4 separate regions of the Homo sapiens genome follow, and all the other regions are linked to region 2. Evidence: chromatin contacts called from ENCODE Hi-C or POLR2A ChIA-PET data. All regions are on one chromosome and are shown on one strand. The core of a region is the stretch at or near the end of the contact, and the rest is flanking DNA. Distances in the headings are between cores, read along the strand shown. Region 1 overlaps LOC105373712 (a long non-coding RNA gene). Region 2 has its middle 450 kb from the start of KCNJ3. Region 3 holds the start of CYTIP (cytohesin 1 interacting protein). Region 4 holds the start of GALNT5 (polypeptide N-acetylgalactosaminyltransferase 5).

Region 1 (3,366 bases), core at 351-2,850, 2.3 Mb after region 2:
CCATGAGGGAAGACCTACAAGGGAATGCATGTGTGTGATGCTGGGAATTGATGTATTGCCAGGGGCCAGGTTGGGCTGATTCCAGGCTATCAGTTAAAGTGATGTGATGCCAGGAGAGAACAAGTGTATCAATATCCAGGGAATGGAGGAGGCTGAGAGCTGACTTGGAAACTGAGTGTGACAGTAAGAAGGACATTACAGAAGAGAATACAGAGGAATAAGAAAGACAAAATAAGACATAACCGGATGAGTTCCAAAACAAATCCATGAGTATGACCTTCCACCCTGTCTCCACATCTCTCATATGCACAGCCTACTTTGCTATGCTTGCTCAGATGTGTTCTTCAACAGCAGACCTCAGCTGGTGTTACAGGCCTAGTTTCAACGTCAGAGGGCCAACATCAATGATACCAGTTGTTCAGGCCCTGCTCTGATGGGCGTCTGATGGGAACCCAGCCACCATACTCTGAGAAAGCCAAGCAGCTCCATGGAAAGACCACGTGAAGGTGTTCTAGCCGCAGGGTCACCTGTGGACTTAACTGAAAGCCAGCATCAAACACCACACATGTGAGCAACTGAGCCTTCATATGATTCCAGCCCTTAATCCCTGCACCACCCCAGCTGATCTTGAGTGTAGCAAAGATGAGGTTTTCCAGCAAAGACCTGTTCAAACTGCAGGTCTGTGGGCAAAATAAATGTTAATTTCAGCCACTAAGTGTTGGGATCATTTGTTACTTAACAGCAGATAACCAGAATGGTACACATAGTATGACTTCAGAATTTACAGTGAATTCAGGGAGACAAGCATGTTCACAGATGCGTCAACCATGTCAAGGTACGACACATGTACCTTAATTGATCCATACATAAAAATGAATGTGTATGCATATGCATATCTAGTTTAGGCATAGAAAATTTCTAATACATAAAATTAAAAATAGTTACCTCTGTGGAGTAGTCCTGGGTTGTTAGGGAAGGAAGACTTCTTTTTATTTGTCTCTTTGTATGTTCTAATCCTGGTTTTATACACGTACTTACTTCATAACTTCAAAAACAGTTTAAAGTTTCAAAATAATGGTAAAATAAGAGAAAAAAGGCTAAACAAGTCCTATAGGCACCCCATGAGTACTACACGTTAGATACCCCTTGAGAACAGTAGGCAACCAAGTTGTTGGGAAAAGCTGCATTTTATCTCTGTGTCTCAGTTTCACATCTATGTAAAAAACAGTGCCAACCTCATAGGATTTTTGTGGAAATTAAAGTTCTGTAGGACTACCTGACACAATAGTAAGCACTCAATAAAAATTAATAAAAATATCTAAGAAACCTGGAGCTGCTGAGCACTGGCATGGCATATGAACACAGGGCCCCAAGTGGCAAAATTTGACTGTTACTTTAAGGAGAAATACCTTTTGTTCTCCTTATATCAAAGAATAAAAAGGAGCCAGCATTTTAGATACAATGGCAAGGGAAGGTGTAATTTGGCTCTGTAACAATGTGATAACTTCTGCAAATGCCACATTGACTTACATTTTCCAAAACACAAAAGACCATGAAATTAAAACCTCCATCCCACTTCCCCATTCTGCTTCTCCTTCTTCAGGGTGTTCACTGGGCGTGACAAGTTGTCTGTGTATTACAGATGACTGTCATCCATAGGTGGCCGAGGAAATTGTGTTTACGATAGTTTGACATCTAATGTTTAGCTTCTCCCTGTATTTTAAGAAACTAGACATTATCTCAATTATGTAAAAGAATTACCAATTTTTTCACTTGTTTTCCTGTGTAGGTTTCGCATTCAAGTTATTTAGGGTGGGCTAAGTCACTTAAAAGATCGAGTGGGGTGATTCAGCCTTCTTCTCCCCCAAAGTGTTCCATGTTCTAAAAAGTTTGCAAAAACATGATCTAGTTCTAGAAGTATGAAGGGTTGGAGTAGTCTAAGGGATAGGGAGAAGTTGAAATTGCCCATGAGATTACGTGACAGAAGACCATAACCGTAAGTATTTTCATAATTGACAAGGAGTTATTTTAAGTTTTTTAGATTTCAGGGTAATGGTGTCATCATTCTGCTTGCAAAGTCAAATGAGTAATGATCAGTTCCTCTCTGATTCAGGGACTTCTGTTGCTGCTTCCTGTTTGGTTTAACTCACCCAAGTATCTTAGAAACATGAAATATTGTTTCAGCTTGGTAAGGATGTCTGGGCTTGATTTTTTTTTTTCTTACGAACCAGGTGTTTTACCCCATGCAAATTTCTGGCATTTCAGGAAAAAATTTTTGTTTTCTTTTCTTCAACTTGAGGATGATTTCACCTACTCAAAATATAAGAAAACTCTTTACCTCCACAATTTTTTAGAAGGAAAAACCTTCCAAAAAATAGAGAAATGCTGTGTGGTCAGGAATACTTTGTTGAATTTTATTAATTTAGCCACTTTAAATCCCTTTTGGCATAAACTCAGTGAGATTAAATAAACCAAGAGAGTGACTAAATAACAAAACCTCTCTGATTCCATCACTGTGCAGTGAATATGAACAAATGTGTATGTGAATTTTAATGAATATGAAGAGTGGGCTATACAAATTACATACTTGAAGTTCTTAGTGATACGTTAAATTGAATTGTATAAGGGCATGAAGAGTTCCTAATTAACTCTATATGAAGTTCTTGAAAGAGGAAAAAAATCACCTACAAGAATTCTGTGACAACCGTTATCCAGGACTTTTAAACGCTGGTTTAAATCACCAGCAAACAAGCTGTACATAGGATTTACATAGTCAACTCATGTTGATAAAACATAGTCAGCTCCAGGTCTTCCAGACCATTTCCCCCTCATTTTGGAAAAGGAAACCATCTTCAGATAACAAGCCAAGGACTCTTGTTGATATCTTGTAAGCACCCTTTTATCACAAGTAATTAGCACACAGACTGCTTCAACAGAAAAGGCACTGAGGTTCACATTACTTCAAAACAACAAGAAATACAGCCCCATTAGCCCATAGTCTGGGGCTAACCACAGCTTCTATTCTTAGCCTCCCAGGGTCCATCTCTTACTCCACCACTGAAACCATCTCTTCAATGCTCTGATGAGAAACAACAGGACACCTACTCTAACTTCATTCCCTCTAGGTAAGGAATTCCACACTTTCTTACCTATCTGCCAAAGCACACACACCAGTTCACAGCCTCTTACCTAGGGTAGAGGGTAAAAATTTAAACTTCCATTTTTATGCATTATTTCCTGCTCATTTGTATGGGCCATGTTTGCTCGTCAATTTAACGTAGTGTCTACAGCCTGGGATGCAGTGGAGAACTTCAGAGGTCTCTAACTTTCCTTCAATAATGGTATCTGCCCACACAATGGAAGCTT
Region 2 (3,570 bases), core at 779-3,278:
GAAAAGGCATACTAATTTATTTAACATGTATACATGAGAGCTTTCAAAATGAAGACACAGAGATATAGGGGGAAATAGTCTATTTATTTGCTTAGGTTCAACAAAGTATGGACAGCTGTGTAGATATATAATTGTATACAAAGCATATGATCTAATGTTAATAGACAGAGGAGAAGCCCAGCAAGGCCTGTCTGTTTACATTCTTCTTGGCCTCTCTATGCATGTTTTCTCCTTTCTGAGTGGGGGCAGGACTTTTTCTGGAAATGGGGTGTTATGACTTACAGCCAAAGAAGGTAGGTCGGATAATTTCTTTATGGCCACTTTTTACACAGAAAGATGGAGGGAAAGTTGGAGTAATGTTTTTAGGTTTTATGGTTGTCTTTGGGGAAAAGCAGTTCTGGTTTCAATGGCCTGCCCTAGGGAAGAGGGAGTCTAGTTTCTACAGCTAGCCTCTGGAGAGAATGGGACTGAGAAGCAGCAGAACAGGAGAAGGTCAGAGAAAAACGTTTACTTGTGAGGTTGCTTCTGAGTCCTTCATTTTAGGGTCTTGTTTTCTGACCCCAACACAGCATAGCATGGATTCTCAACAAACATGCAAATAGAATAAAACTATCTCCTTAAAATCATCTGCTTATTTAATATTATGTAACAGATAGTTAGGATAAGATTTTAGAGACTTAAAATAATTATGCATTTCTTCGGTTGTTAAAGTACTATTTTTTAGTACTTGTTTTTGAAGTTTCTCATCTAGAATATTTATTACATGAGCGTTTAAATTCTCTGGCTTTTCTACAAAACAATAACAACAACAAAAAACATCCTGATGGGTTAAGGAAGTTAATATAGAGTGAATATTTTCTTAGAAATAGATGCATATTCTGCTTAAATATCTACATAATAACGTCAGTTAGCAAAGGGTAACTTAAAAAAAGTTATCCTCAAAATCTCCTGGGCAATTTTATTTCTCATTTATGTGAAGTCCAATACATTTGATCCTTGTTGTGTGGCCTTTGTACCCAACTATTTTCCAAGCTCTGATTAGGGAGACCCCACCTTGTATTGTGTCTGCTATTTCTAGGGCCTTGGAGAGAAGAGAGTGTTTTTAAGACTGCTTTTTTGGTCAGCTCTGGGAGTGGCACACCATTCTGCAACACACATTCCATTAGCCAGAATTGTGTCTTGTGGTCCCATTCAGAAGCAAAATGTCTGTAGAATGTGTTTAAGTATGTCCAGCAAGCAGAGAAAAACCAAATATTGATAAATACAATCAACTTCTATCACAGTAATAAAGCATTACTTTCTTATTAACATTTTATAAATGTAAATTATTTTATTTTGAGATCTGTGTTCAATGTAAAATTTTTTGAAGGTATTATATTACTTAATGAGGAACTTAAAGTAAAATAATTTAAGTACGGTAATGCAGACAGTAAATTTAGACTTAGTATTTAAATTCAGCAAGGCCCATGCTCAATTCTAGATCACTATGTTTAAGGTCTAATCGTAAAACAGAGCAGCAATTGCAATACAGAGTTAAGTATTTTGGTTGGCAGCAATACATATACTCTATATTTACATGTAAGTTATTACAGTTTAAAAGTATGTGGGAAAATAGGTTCAAAATAGATAAAGATTTTATAACGTAAGAGAATGGAGAACTGAAATAATTATTAAGTTTTCTTAAAGGAAAAATTGCTCTACATTACTACCTAAGTTTATCTTCTGTTTCATTTTGATAAAATTTATGTTAAACAGTCTAATAAAATATTAAATCACACGTCTTTTTCTTAAAGTTCCTTAAAATAATACTCTCGTCTATGTTATCAGTAAACAGTCTTAATATTGCTGTTCTCCTGAGATAATTTTTCTCTAATTGCTGCTCATTATTTAAGGAAACTTTCAATATTAGTAAAACATTGCTCCAAATCTTTCATTTAGAGCTATTATTATACCTGTGCTGTTTTTTCTTCTGCCCACGAAGCCTGTCAAAATGCAAATTGCTTTCTCTGACCAAAAGTACAGCAGGAGCACAGCCTGGCTGCTTTTTACACAAAACCACCAACAGATTTGTTAACAGCTGTTCTTGGGGTCTGTGCACGTAATGGAAACTTCAGAACCTTGCAGGGTTCATGGTTTCTTCTGTCTGCAGCACAGGAATCGTTTAACAGTAGGTGACACTTTTGGCAATGTATAATTAAAGGGCTTGTTTTAGCAAAATTACACCCTGTGTAACACATAATAAAAGATAAGGGGGAAGGAGAGGTAACAGGCCTGGGTATACAATTTAGTTTGTAGCAGAGAATGAGCACAGTTGGGAGCTTGACTATTTTTGCTGTGATTCCTGAGGTCATATTAAGCAAAACAAATCACTATGTTTCTACTTTATTCAGGTGACAAGTGGATCGATAAGATAATTAATAATATCTCTTCTTCCCTATTTGGCTAATTGAGACGAGGGAAGATTATAAACGGGTCTACAACATGAAAAACCAGAAGTCATTTAATTTGAATGCCAGCATCACCTCCCCAAGGTTATTGATATTTGATTTAAAGGGGAATAAAAGATGGACAATTTAAGTGAATCTGACTTGTATTGTTCTGAATCCATATGCATTGATTCAGATTTGTGAGATGTCTTTTCAACAAGGTAGCTTTGGATCAGTGGGGCTTGCATATTTGATCATATTTCTTTCAGAACCTTTCTTAAATACTCTTCATTTGTTACCACCAGGCAAAGGCAAATCTCTAGTTTAGAAAACTTGATTTTAAAATAAATTAGAAAGTAAAGAGAGAAAAGGCATGTTCCATTCCTGACATTTGTATATACTATTACTCATTGAAAACATAACATGGTAAGTTTGTTTCATAGTCATTACCTCTACCATCATCTGTTACCCCCTTTGAACTACACCGTTAATTATCTTTGCCTACTTCTGAAATGCATATACATAAAATCTTATTGTATGTAACATTTGAATATAGCGTTTTTGCTTATCATTATGTTACTGAGATTTATCAGTGTTGTCACACATAATTTCAGTTTATTTTTATTGACATGAAGCATCCTATAATATGAATATGCCACACTATATTTAATATTGATGGACATTTTAGTTATTATAAATCATGATGATATAGTTTTGCATGTACTTTGATGGACACATGCAAGCATCTTATTAGGTAATACAATATATTATAGAATTGCTACTTTATAAAATATATGTATGTTTAGCTTCAGTAAATACTGCCAAATAATTGTCTAAAGGGATTGTTCCAAGTCACATTCCTGCCATCAATATATGAGAGTTCCATATCCTCACCAACACTTGGAAATATTAGTATTTTATTATATTTTAGTTATTCCAGTAAGTATACAGTGGGATTTCATTGTTGTAACATTTGTTTGCCCAATGATGAATGAGGTTAAACATCTTTTCACATGTTTATGCATTATTTGGATGGCTTTTATTTGAAGCACCTGCCCAAGTCTGTAGCCTATCTTCTTATCAGGTTATTTATCTTGATATTGTTGACCTGAGACATCTTTTATAAATTTTTAATATTTGTTAT
Region 3 (3,371 bases), core at 410-2,909, 2.3 Mb after region 2:
GAAAGTTCCCACCCTGATTGAAAAAGTACCCACAGTCTCCAGCAAAAAAAAAAAAAAAAATCATAGCCTAATCAAGTGAACCATAGTTGGTGTGATAGTGTCATGGCAAATATAAAGAAAATCTGACTGCTTTATATCTGAAAACTGAAAAAAGATGTCAGCATTTCTCATGTTGCTTTATCTTCAGACAGGTTGTAGATTGATAAAATGTTCATCATTACATTAAACTTTGTATCATAAAAGCACTTTAGATTGAGAACAATCAATAATCCAAATCATGGAAAATTGTGCCCTTATCTTCACTCCGAAAAATACCAAGGAATCAGCTATTATACATCACTGAAAAAAGATCATGTCTCTCCCACTATGCCATACCTCTCTAATCCTGAATTTAGAAGGCTTACGAGAAGCACATGATTGTACATGCAAGACTTAAGCGCAAAAATTCTTGCTCTAGGGCAATTCTAAATATTTTCTGTAGAAATGCTACATCGAAATTCAAATATGTACCTGGGGATTTAGAGCAAGTTGTTTAAAAAAAATCCTGAAGAGGTATTATGGTTAAAAAAAAATTTTTACATGTTAGAAATTGAAGAACGAAAAAATCAAAATAAATTCAGTTAGACATAGATTTTTCCAAATGAGTTTTCATCCCTAGAGACAAACTTTGCAATAAAAATATTAAAATGGCATAATCTAGCATTTAATAAACACACACTGAATGCCAGTCACTGTGTTAGGCACTGCACAGTTCCTTATTTAACCAACATAAGAACCCAATAAGGGTGGTTCTATTATTAACTCCATTTTAGAAAAAACAAAACTGAAGCTTAGAGAGGCAAGTGGCTTGCTCAAGATCCCACAGACACTAAGTGGTGAGCTGATATTCAATCTGGCACTCATCTATCCAAAAAAAAAAAATCTTACTTTCCAATAGCCTGAGGTATGTGCCAGCAACCCAGAGCTGAAGATAATTAGTCAACAAAATTTGTCCTCAGAAAAAGTATTTCTTATTTGATTATGAACTGAAATGACCATCAAGGACTGCAAGTAAGGATGGAAGGGAAAGAATCAGTGGAGACACAATGGGGAAAAGAGAATTAATTCTCATACTGGTTGTATCTATATAAACCATCTTCAAGTTTTTTATGCTTAATGATGTTTATTTTACCTGAGCACTTCTTCAAATAAGAAAAACAATCTTAATTTTTGCCTTGAAAAAAAAGTTTGATTGTGGTCTCAAATCTTTGGACTGGTTCACCTAGCTCCCTGAGCATCTCACCTCCTTCACCCATAATAATCAGCCAGTAATTCCAAAGCCTCTAAAATATCACCATTAGTATGAAGTCAGACAAACATATCACTCTGCCCTCAAGAGAATGTGAACACTCTAAAGGGTACAAAATAGCAATCATACCTGCTTTCGTCCCCGAGGCAGAGTAGCCACCGTGTCTGCTAGCATTTGAATCCTTCTATTATCGTCCATCGTAAGGCTGCCGGTGAGTGTGGAGTAAGAGCTATACGCTGGCCCAGCGCAGAAGTCCGCCAAATTGCCATTGCTGCTGTGTTGCAGGAGCCTTTGTAAAGACATTGTGAATAAAGATCACTCCAGCTAGCACATGGTTGAGTGGCCTTGCAGGATGGGGGAAGCTAAAAGTACAACTGTGACAAGTAATCAAAAGTAGCAAAGCAGAAAGAGCCCATGTGACCTCTGTGGTTTGAGGAACTTGTTACACAAACCCTATCTTGCTATTCACTCCCATTTCTCAAAGCTTTTTTTCTTTAAGCTCCTGAGAGAACCTGGAGCTAATTTTTACAATTTAAAGAAAAATCAACTTATTTTTTCACCTCAAACAGCCAGAATTCTTACGCTTTTATGTTCTGTGGCAAGTTGCATTCACACCACCATTTGCCATTTTTTTCTTTAGAGAAGAAAGAAAAATGTCCCCAAGTGCTACCATTTGTTTCCCATCCATTCTCTTACTTAACATTAGCAATGCAATGCAGAAGTCAGCACACGAGGACATTCAGTTCTTGTGAATATGGGCAAGAATTACAGGTGCCGGTCATAATGTTCTCTCTCGAAGTCCTTGTAATACTGTACTTTCCCTGAAGTATACCCTAGATCATTAATGTTCATCAAAAAGACATTATATCTGCCACTGAGGTTGTAACCATTCAGCATTCTTCTGGTTGTCCTTTTACTACTTTGTCCTTACAAAAATTACCCATGATCTTTACAAAGTACAATGGGAAGGGAAAGCCAGCACATTTAGGGCACAATGTTGCCATTTCTTAGACGAGACTTTGCGGCAGCATCAGCAAGTGGTCCCAGGGGAGGAAAGGAGTGGGCAGGAAGGTAACAGGCAAACCAAGGTGGCACCAAGAACATTGCCTGTTGGTCCCTGCATGTGCATATGGGTCAAGGGCACCATCACCAAGTACTCAAGATCACAGATGCTTTTTTTTTTTTTCCTTTGGCTGAGGTTGGGGGCAGGTAGTTTTGAGAGAACTGGTTTCAGTGGAGGAGTAGGGGAGGCAAGTAAAAGGAAGAATCGAAACAAAAGTCAAAAAGAGAAGTTTTATATGGCACAAAAAGTCAAATGTGCTTTTTAAAATCTCTGAAGATCAATACTAGCATTTGAAAGAGTTAGCAAATCTTTGAACTAAAATGAAATGTGTGTGTACTGGAAGTGAAGATGAATTCAACTCAAGTAGAAATTGCCAAATATAAATAGTAAAATCTGAATTAATAGTGCTTCAAAAGTTGAAGCCAATTATAGATTTTAAAAACTCTATCACAGCATGACTCATTATACTGGAATTGAATTTTGACATGGACAAAGTGATATCACCACAAACATATAACGGTCTAAATCAGGAATTAAAAACACATACGTTTTCAGAAGCCAGGTAAGTAACATAAATGTGTAAGGCAAAAGGGAGTGGTAAATACCTTGGCAACTAAAGAATACATCAATTATAAAGATATTCACGTAAAATCTATATTTATAGATATGTACAGATATGTATACAGGTATATGTGGGGTGTGTGTGTGTGTGTGTGTGTGTGTGTGTGTGTATTAGGAAGACAGAGAGAGAGATTGATTTTAAAAACATTTTCAGGCTAAGAGGCACATAAATTAAATCATCACTATTAATGGATGACAGCAGTCCACTGTACCCTAGGAATCTGATAAAGTTAGGTAAATATTTTTAATTTTTATTCTTAATATTTTAAAATGCCAAATGGAAATTATACATTTGCTTAATATAAGGCCACCCACTCAGGCCAACTGACTCACCCATTTTTATAAATGACTACTAAAATTGTACCAATTCATTGTAATACTGACCTTAAGCTGATGTAA
Region 4 (3,409 bases), core at 122-2,621, 2.1 Mb after region 2:
TCTCTTCTGGAAACACCCTCACAGATATACCTAAAAATAATGCTTTACTGGTTCTCTGGGTGTTCCTTAGCCCAGTCAAGTAGACACCTAAAATTAAATGTCTCATAGGCAATGTTCAAAAACCAAAAACAAACAAACAAAAAATTGAGACTTTTTTTCTAGACCAGTGTTTCTCAACTTTAGCTGCACATTTGAAAGACCTGGGAAGCTTTGTAAAAAAAAAAAAAAAAAAAAAAATATATATATATATATATATATATATATATATATATATATATATTTAATACAATATCAGCCCAAATGTCATCTCCACCTCCTCTCTCATCAATTGACCAGAGTTTTGGGGATCTTGTTTCAAGTGGTTCTAATGAAAAGCCTGTGGCGGAACTGCTACCCTACCAGTCAACCAGCATCACTCAAAATCTGGTCCAAGTCCTGGTGTGGTCCTGAAACTGTTGCTTGCTGGTTTAAGACGAGATAAGTACTGAAACTGAGAGTAAGTGTATCTTAATCTGTTCAGGCTACTATAGAAGAATAACATAGACTAAGTGACTCATAAACAACAGAAACTTATTTCTCACAGTTCTAGAGACTGAGAAGTCAGAAATCAAGGCACCAGCAGATTCGTTGACTGGTGAAGGCCCATTTCCTGGTTCATAGATGGCACCTTCTCATTATGTCTTCACTTTGTGGAATGGCAAGGCAATAGGGCCTCTTTTTTAAGGGTGCTGATCCCATTCATGAGGGCTCTATCCTTATAATGAAATCACCTTCAAAAGCCCTACCTCCTAATACTATCACATTTATGATTAGGTTTCAACATATGAATTTTGGGTGGACATAAACATTCAGACCATAACAAAGTGTTTAGAAACTTTTATAGCAGTATGACAAATTAAGTTTATTTGTAATCAAATGTAATAATAAAAACAGATGGATTAGTGAAAAAAAAATAGTTGGCTTACAAAGAAATACATTGAAACCCCTTGAATGAATGATCTAAATAATTAAACATATACATCTCTGGAAGTGAGGATATACCAGGCCCCTTCTTTAAGCTGTTATGTCTTAAAGCTGAAATGTTAACTTCAGTGATAAATTCCTCAGGCAGAGCATTGGCACCTGGCTACAACAGGGTTAATGAGCAGGAGTAGGGTAGGTGGGGTCACAAACCAGGAACACATGCCCTCCAAGTTAGATAGCTTTTTTTCCTCTTTAATTGCCGTTTAAACACACATGCTCTCACATAACACAGAAGGTGAGAGCTGAATGAAGTTTTCTGGGTAATGGCATGAAATGTTTTCCTTATGAGAAGTGGTGTTGAGTTACAGCGTGCAGACGGAGAACGGGGAGGAGAGAAACGGCAGTCTCAATCTGGCCCCCACCTTTTCTTGGGCTTGTAGGAAGGTGGACATGGGCTCCCGGAGACAAGACAAGTGATATGTTGAACTGTTCGGTGGCTGGAATCAACTGCTCCTGGAGTGACCTAAGGCCAGTGTTTATCAGAACTTAGCCAGGGCCAGCCAAGCAGGCACAGATGCTCTGCTATGAAATGCCACGCAGGCAGAGACTGACAAGCGGTAGGAACTGAGCTTTCCCCTTGGACTGCTGCTTCCTGCTGTGTTCAGGGGAGGGGGTCACTTTCTGGCAACTCTGCTGCTGCTGCTGCTGCTGCTGCTACTTCAGCTTCCTCTCCACTCAAGGTAAGCAGGCTAAGGGAGGGCAGGCTGCTAGGGAAAGCTTTGTACCATGAACAGGATCCGAAAGTTTTTCCGAGGAAGTGGGCGAGTCTTGGCATTTATCTTTGTAGCTTCTGTCATCTGGCTCCTCTTTGACATGGCAGCTCTCCGCCTCTCATTCAGTGAGATCAACACTCGGGTCATCAAGGAAGACATTGTGAGGAGGGAGCGGATAGGATTCAGAGTTCAGCCAGACCAAGGAAAAATTTTTTACAGCAGCATAAAAGAGATGAAACCTCCCCTAAGGGGACATGGGAAAGGGGCATGGGGCAAAGAGAATGTTAGAAAAACTGAGGAGAGTGTGCTCAAGGTTGAGGTGGACTTGGACCAAACCCAGAGGGAAAGAAAAATGCAGAATGCCCTGGGAAGGGGCAAGGTTGTGCCGTTGTGGCATCCTGCACATCTGCAGACCCTCCCTGTGACTCCTAACAAGCAGAAGACAGACGGGAGAGGCACCAAACCTGAAGCCTCCTCTCACCAGGGGACACCAAAGCAAACGACAGCTCAGGGGGCTCCAAAGACCTCATTCATAGCAGCAAAAGGAACTCAGGTAGTCAAAATATCAGTACACATGGGACGTGTCAGTTTAAAACAGGAGCCCCGGAAGAGTCATAGTCCCAGCAGTGACACATCAAAACTAGCAGCTGAAAGGGACTTGAATGTGACCATCAGTCTTAGTACTGATAGACCAAAGCAGCGATCACAGGCAGTAGCAAACGAGAGGGCACACCCTGCCAGCACAGCAGTGCCGAAGTCTGGGGAAGCCATGGCCTTAAACAAAACTAAGACTCAGAGCAAAGAAGTCAATGCAAATAAACACAAAGCCAATACGAGTCTTCCTTTTCCTAAGTTCACTGTCAATTCAAATCGCTTAAGGAAGCAATCTATTAATGAGACACCTTTGGGAAGTTTGTCAAAGGATGATGGAGCTAGAGGGGCTCATGGGAAGAAACTCAATTTCTCTGAAAGCCATCTTGTGATTATAACCAAAGAGGAAGAGCAAAAGGCAGACCCCAAAGAGGTCTCTAATTCTAAAACCAAAACAATATTTCCTAAAGTATTGGGTAAAAGCCAAAGTAAACACATTTCCAGGAATAGAAGTGAGATGTCTTCCTCTTCACTTGCTCCACATAGAGTGCCACTGTCCCAAACTAACCATGCTTTAACTGGAGGGCTAGAGCCAGCAAAAATCAACATAACTGCCAAAGCCCCCTCTACAGAATACAACCAGAGTCATATAAAAGCCCTTTTACCTGAAGACAGTGGAACGCACCAGGTGTTAAGAATTGATGTGACACTTTCTCCAAGGGACCCCAAAGCTCCAGGGCAGTTTGGGCGTCCTGTAGTTGTCCCCCATGGAAAGGAGAAGGAGGCAGAAAGAAGATGGAAAGAAGGAAACTTCAATGTCTACCTTAGCGATTTGATCCCAGTGGATAGAGCCATTGAAGACACCAGACCTGCTGGGTAAGACCTATTTCTCTTCTCTTTCCTCAACCCCAAGTGCTTTGGCTGTTATGTAAAGAGGATTTATTGCTAGATAATTCTGTGTGATTTTTGGTCACCTAGAGAATTAAAGAAACATTAATCATTGGATATCATTCAAATATTTCACCAGCTACAGAGACAAAAATTCTCTTATTAGCAGTTGCAGAGTTCTTGTTCTCTGAGAC

What was found. Hi-C counts contacts between places; a loop is a spot of excess contacts on that map. ChIA-PET counts read pairs that join two places held with the same protein, here RNA polymerase II (POLR2A). Pooled maps may share reads with other maps.
Region 1: a loop to region 2 is called in a map with no recorded cell type, with 15 times the contacts of the local background. The contact joins two enhancer-like sites. A Hi-C loop is called at or near these places in 5 of 37 single-sample maps with no recorded cell type and 4 of 50 pooled maps.
Region 3: a map of OCI-LY7 shows a loop between it and region 2 (13-fold over the local background). The contact joins the promoter of CYTIP here to the enhancer-like site in region 2. A Hi-C loop is called at or near these places in 1 of 168 maps with a recorded cell type or tissue (OCI-LY7), 2 of 37 single-sample maps with no recorded cell type and 4 of 50 pooled maps. POLR2A ChIA-PET finds 5 or more read pairs at or near these places in 1 of 52 experiments (OCI-LY7).
Region 4: a pooled map shows a loop between it and region 2 (3-fold over the local background). The contact joins the promoter of GALNT5 here to the enhancer-like site in region 2. A Hi-C loop is called at or near these places in 2 of 37 single-sample maps with no recorded cell type and 2 of 50 pooled maps.

The regions. Positions count from the first base shown.
Region 1 is chr2:157,467,476-157,470,841 of GRCh38, forward strand. All of the region lies in intron 3 of LOC105373712 (a long non-coding RNA gene), which reads right to left. Among named protein-coding and RNA genes, the nearest start is that of CYTIP, 25 kb to the left of the region's middle. RefSeq lists an enhancer at 1,666-1,885. Within about 2 kb of position 1,601, at least 8 of the 41 ENCODE cell types and tissues checked have a DNase peak (open chromatin) inside an H3K27ac peak, as active enhancers do.
Region 2 is chr2:155,143,888-155,147,457 of GRCh38, forward strand. No RefSeq gene overlaps it. Among named protein-coding and RNA genes, the nearest start is that of KCNJ3, 450 kb to the left of the region's middle. RefSeq lists an enhancer at 2,204-2,263. Within about 2 kb of position 2,029, at least 2 of the 41 ENCODE cell types and tissues checked have a DNase peak (open chromatin) inside an H3K27ac peak, as active enhancers do; they include OCI-LY7, where a contact is called at or near this core.
Region 3 is chr2:157,442,430-157,445,800 of GRCh38, forward strand. CYTIP (cytohesin 1 interacting protein) reads right to left here and starts at 1,660. Exons shown (of 8, transcript NM_004288.5): 1 at 1,418-1,660. The coding sequence starts at 1,591. RefSeq lists enhancers at 1,321-1,420, 1,461-1,510.
Region 4 is chr2:157,256,334-157,259,742 of GRCh38, forward strand. It overlaps GALNT5 (polypeptide N-acetylgalactosaminyltransferase 5), which reads left to right and starts at 1,372. Exons shown (of 10, transcript NM_014568.3): 1 at 1,372-3,203. The coding sequence starts at 1,750.